2 separate regions of the Homo sapiens genome follow, and region 1 is linked to region 2. A link is a contact called in ENCODE Hi-C or POLR2A ChIA-PET data. All regions are on one chromosome and are shown on one strand. Each heading gives the region's core, a stretch centred on a gene start or an enhancer-like site at or near the end of the contact. The rest is flanking DNA. Distances are from core to core; before and after follow the strand shown. Region 1 overlaps CNNM2 (cyclin and CBS domain divalent metal cation transport mediator 2). Region 2 holds the start of RPEL1 (ribulose-5-phosphate-3-epimerase like 1).

Region 1 (2,716 bases), core at 41-2,540, 250 kb before region 2:
ATTTGCCTTTGTTATGTCCTCAATTATTTTCAAGCTCTCCATTGTATAATTCATTCTCTTATTCTATTCACTCACATCTCCAACCTCCTCCTAGAGCACATTGTTTCTCCAAACTGGGCTGACTGCTCTCTAGAGCTGACATCCTGTGACTTCCCATTACTGCTTTCCTAGATTATTTCCTGGATCCCATATCCTCTCCTTTCTAGACATACTCCCTGATTTTGATGAAACATGTCAGTAAGGACTGTCCTAAAGAAGGTGAAGAGAAAGGATACTTTCTGAGTCCTTTCATTTAGCTCTACATTTGATGAGAGTTGGGATGAGAATGGAATTCTAGATTGAAGAGAATTTTCCCTGAGAATTCTTATGGATTGCTTCATTGTCTGCAAGCATCCAGTCTTAATAATGAGGAGGCCAGTTTTATCCTAATTCTTGATCCACTGCAGGTGACTGATTTCTCTGGAAGCTTTTCAGAATCTTAGTATTTTGAAAGATTGGAAATAGGTCTTTTACAACTTGCTGTTCGGGCCATTGATAGGCCATTTTAGTTTGAAGATGCATGTTCTTTCCAAATATTATTTTGATAGTTTTCTCCTGTTTTCTGTTTTCTCTTTCTGGATATTGAATATGTATAAAAGTTTGCTTCGAATTCTGAAGAATAAATATAATGGGAAGACAGATGTGAGGTCTAGATTCTTGGTTTTAATATTTATGTAGCATTTGTCTAAAATGTGGAAGTCACATGCTGTAGACCAACTAAGTTTGTAAAATATTTGTAAAATATTTATAAAGTATAATTTATATAAAAAGCAGTTAAGAAAAAGACCCAAATAATATAAAGTTACCATTATAAGGTCCCATATGAAGCTGTCCTTCAATTAAGAACAAAAATCAATGTACAGGATAAAGCTACAATATTAAGCAAGAAAGATACATTTTAATTTTGTTTGCAGTCCCATTAGATTTCTAATATGATTTTATAGCTCATTTCCTCCCCTTTTACAAATGGCTTTGTATCATAATCTGTAGCAACTCTAAACATTGCAAGAGTAAAAGAATATACTGACATTACTTCATGGTTTAGAACAAACACCTTGAGAATAAAAAGTCATGTTTAACATGACTTGCACTGAACTAGATACACACCATATTTATGGCTTTATGTCAGTGTTCAAGTGTTTTTGTTTTTTTTTTCTGTTTCTTGATGGCTCTGATTAAGTTAGAGTTAACAAACTCTCTTCTGATGCCACATTAGTGGGCATTTATTTTCTGGCTTGTAAAAGCAGGATTAGTCCCTTAGACTGAAGCCACACTTGTGTTTTTCTTACTCATAATGCAAATAATGACTTCAGGCAGTGGTGTGGGTGTTCAGCGAATGCATACTTCTATTTGCAGAGCAGTTTTACCTGTATCTACAGCAGGGAAGCCCCTCTGGGCTTTATTTAGTAGGTGACAGAGGAAATTAGAATGGCCTGGCTAAGCACATCAATATGCATAATTGACAGGCTATTCAATACTGTTAAAGATAAGTACTTTCCATTCTTTAACTATCAAATGCAGCTCAAATGTATTCTAGATTGTATTATTTTCTGAGTATTTTGTTACAGATCCTTCACGTATATATGCGAACTTAAAGTAAACAAATCTAAGGAACTAGAAAAACACAGGCTTGTCTCTGGGCAAGGTCTTTAAAATTATCAATGTGATTATAATGAATGAATAACATATAGCCCTTCGAAGGGATAAGGTAAACACCAAGATTGGAAAGGCAGACATAAAACTTTATTCACAGGTGACACGATCTTCTATATAGAAAATGCTGAGGAATCGACTACAAAACTATTAGGTTTAGGCCGGCAGGGTGACTCACGCCTGTAATCCCAGCTCTTTGGGAGGCAAAGCCAGTTGGATTGCTTGAGAACCAGGAGTTTGAGACCACTCTGGCCAACATGGTGAAACCCTGTCTCTACTAAAAGACAAACAAAAAAACCTATTAGCATTAATAAATGAGTTCAGCAGGGTTGCAGGGTACAAGAGCAATATTAAAAAATCACTTATTTCTTTTTGTTTGTTTTTTGAGACAGGGTCTTATTCTGTTGCCCAGGCTAGAGTGCAGTGGCGCAATCCGGGCTCACTACAGCCTCTGCTTCCTGGGTTCAAGTGATTCTTGTGCCTCAGCCTCCCGAGTAGCTGGGATTACAGGCAAAAAAATCGCTTATATTTCTTTTTTCTTTTTTTTTTTTGAGACGGAGTCTTGCTCTGTCTCCCAGGCTTGAGTGTAGTGGCGCGATCTTGGCTCACTGCAAGCTCCGCCTCCTGGGTTCACGCCATTCTCCCGCCTCAGCCTCCCGAGTAGCTGGGACTACAGGTGCCCGTCACCCTGCCCGGCTAATTTTTTTTTTTTTTTTTTGTATTTTTAGTAGAGATGGGGTTTCACCAGGTTAGCCAGGATGGTCTCGATCTCCTGACCTTGTGATCTGCCCGCCTCAGCCTCCCAAAGTGCTGTGATTACAGGCGTGAGCCACTGCACCCGGCCAAAAATTGCTTATATTTCTATACACTTGGATCTGATAATGAAATTAAGAAAAGAGTTTTATTTACAATAAAATACTTAGGAATAATTTAATTAAAAATTTCAAAACTTGTGTTCTACAAACTAAAACATTAAAAGAAATTAAAGACTCAAATGGAAAGCTGTGTTTGTCGACTCATGGAT
Region 2 (2,700 bases), core at 13-2,512:
CTTAAATCCTCAACATCGGTTCCTCTAGGTAGATAATACCAACACATAGAGACCACACAGGGTTGTAGTTAGTATTCTATCAGATCACCGGGGTTAAAGTACTTTGAAAACTCCATGCAAAGTGCTCCACAAATATTAGATTGGTGGACACTTTCATGCTCCTAGATCAGCTCTTGGAACAAACTAGGAACTGAATGAACCCTGATGCTCCAAGTTGTTGGGCCATACTGCCTCCTGGTGGTAGTCATGAAACGTGCAGAGTCTTTGCTGCTTGGGGTGCTCCTGGGGTTGGTTGGGTAAGATCAGGAGCTGGCCGAGAATGTGAGGAAAACCCAAAGTACCCGGCCAGGGAGGGTATTTTTCCTTCCCCGCTGAAGACACTCCCCAGGCCAGTCCCTTGACGATGGAAGAGTCAGTCTCCTCTCTGTGCTCTCAACTTTCTCTTACTGCTTTTGCTTATGCTGTTCCACCTTCCAACTGGTGCCTCTTCCAAACCCTAAATCTTCAGACCTTCTCATATCCAACTCTTCCAGAAGGGATCCCTGAACCATGCCTCCCAGGGTATCCCGCACCATTTTTGTTTGTTTGTTTGAGACGGAGTCTTGCTCTGTCACCCAGGCTGAGTGCAATGGCATTATCTCCGCTCACTGCAGCCTCCACCTCGCGGCTTCAAGTGATTCTCTTGTCTCACCCTCCCGAGTAGCAAAGGTTACAGGCACGTGCCACCACGCCCAGCTAATTTTTGTATTCTTAGTAGAGACAGGGTTTCACCATGTTGGCCAGGCTGATCTCGAACTCCTGACCTCAGCTGATCCACCTGCCTTGGCCTCCCAAAGTGCTGGGATTACAGGCGTGAGCCACCACACCTGGCCATCCCTCACCATTTTTTTAAACCTACAGAATTCACAGCCTGTACTTGACTGCTATTATATAGTTCTCTCCAAACTATGTTTCGGGGTTTCTTTTTTGTTTGTTTTCTGTCTCTTGTTTGAGACAGGGCCTCACTCTGTCGCCCAGGCTGGAGTGCAGTGGCGCAATCATGGCTCACTGAAGTCTCAGCCTCCCCGGCTCAAGCAATTCTCCTGCCTCAGCCTCCCGAGTACCTGGGACCACAGGCATGTGCCATCACACAGGCAAATTTTTTACTTTGTAAAAACGGGTTCCTATTATGTTGCCTAGGCTGGTCTCAAACACCTGGGCTCAAGTGATCCTTCTGCATTGGTTTCCTGAAGTGCTGGGATTACAGGCATGAGCCACTGTGCCTGGCCAAACTGTGGTTCTTTGGTAGAATTTCCTGGTTTTAAAAAAAAAAAAAGTGGGCTCTAGTCTTGCCGGGGACTCGTGGGGTAACTTGTTCTTGGGAGCCAGCGGTATGGCGTCGGGCTGCAAGATTGGCCCGTCCATCCTCAACAGCGACCTGGCCAATTTAGGGGCCAAGTGCCTCCAGATGCTAGACTCTGGGGCCGATTATCTGCATCTGGATGTAATGGATGGGCATTTTGTTCCCAACATCACCTTTGGTCACCCTGTGGTAGAAAGCCTTCGAAAGCAGCTAGGCCAGGACCCTTTCTTTGACATGCACATGATGGTGTCCAAGCCAGAACAGTGGGTAAAGCCAATGGCTGTAGCAGAAGCCAATCAGTACACCTTTCATCTCGAGGCTACTGAGAACCCAGGGACTTTGATTAAAGACATTCGGGAGAATGGGATGAAGGTTGGCCTTGCCATCAAACCAGGAACCTCAGTTGAGTATTTGGCACCATGGGCTAATCAAATAGATATGGCCTTGGTTATGACAGTGGAACCGGGGTTTGGAGAGCAGAAATTCATGGAAGATATGATGCCAAAGGTTCACTGGTTGAGGACCCAGTTCCCATCTTTGGATATAGAGGGCGATGGTGGAGTAGGTTCTGACACTGTCCATAAGTGTGCAGAGGCAGGAGCTAACATGACTGTATCTGGCAGTGCTATTATGAGGAGTGAAGACCCCAGATCTGTGATCAACCTATTAAGAAATATTTGCTCAGAAGCTGCTCAGAAACGTTCTCTTGATCGATGAAACCATAAGGAGCCCAATGTTTCTGTTCATGAAATCTCCCTTTTACTGGAAAACAGGAATATTGACTACCAAATCATCATGAAATTGAAGCTGTACTGCTTTTTTGAGCAGTTATTCATTCCAGTGATTAAAACTGATTGTGCAGAATATTCTAAGAGGTCAGAAATTGGTGTGTATAACTACATTTTTAGTGATGCAATTTAATGATTAGTGAGTAAGATACTGTTTTTATTGAGAGACTTGATTTTTATAAAGAGTAAAAATACGGCTGCATTAAGGTTACAAACAGAAAAGTGTCTTAATGCCTAAGGAGGGCATATTAGCTACACTACAAAAACAAATTTTGTCTGTACTTCTGAAAAGAATTTTGTTGTTTCTCAGCTGTTTTCCAAAAGCAAAGGAAGTCTTTATGGCTTTTTTCTATTTCATGTTATTTGTGATTTGTTTATAAGTTTGGGTGGGATGGCATACCATATTCTTGGTTCTTAAAATCTATCACTTTTCACCTTACACTTAATGTGTAAAAACTATAAAAACAATGCGTGAAACCCAGGGGTTCTAAAATACAAGCATAGATTTTATCAGGGTGTTTTTGTCAAAGCAGGTTATTCAGTGATTCCTCCCCACCATTCTTAAGGACG

What was found. A loop is a pair of places that touch in the nucleus more often than their neighbours do. ChIA-PET counts read pairs that join two places held with the same protein, here RNA polymerase II (POLR2A). Pooled maps may share reads with other maps.
Region 1: a loop to region 2 is called in a pooled map, with 2.3 times the contacts of the local background. The contact joins the enhancer-like site here to the promoter of RPEL1 in region 2. A Hi-C loop is called at or near these places in 2 of 50 pooled maps. POLR2A ChIA-PET finds 5 or more read pairs at or near these places in 3 of 52 experiments (AG04450, HepG2 and activated CD4-positive, alpha-beta T cell).

The regions. Positions count from the first base shown.
Region 1 is chr10:102,996,846-102,999,561 of GRCh38, forward strand. The region is part of intron 1 of CNNM2 (cyclin and CBS domain divalent metal cation transport mediator 2); the gene reads left to right. Among named protein-coding and RNA genes, the nearest start is that of CNNM2, 80 kb to the left of the region's middle. Within about 2 kb of position 1,291, at least 2 of the 41 ENCODE cell types and tissues checked have a DNase peak (open chromatin) inside an H3K27ac peak, as active enhancers do.
Region 2 is chr10:103,244,625-103,247,324 of GRCh38, forward strand. It overlaps RPEL1 (ribulose-5-phosphate-3-epimerase like 1), which reads left to right and starts at 1,263. Exons shown (of 1, transcript NM_001143909.1): 1 at 1,263-2,700. The coding sequence starts at 1,373. The coding sequence ends at 2,059. RefSeq lists an enhancer at 132-181.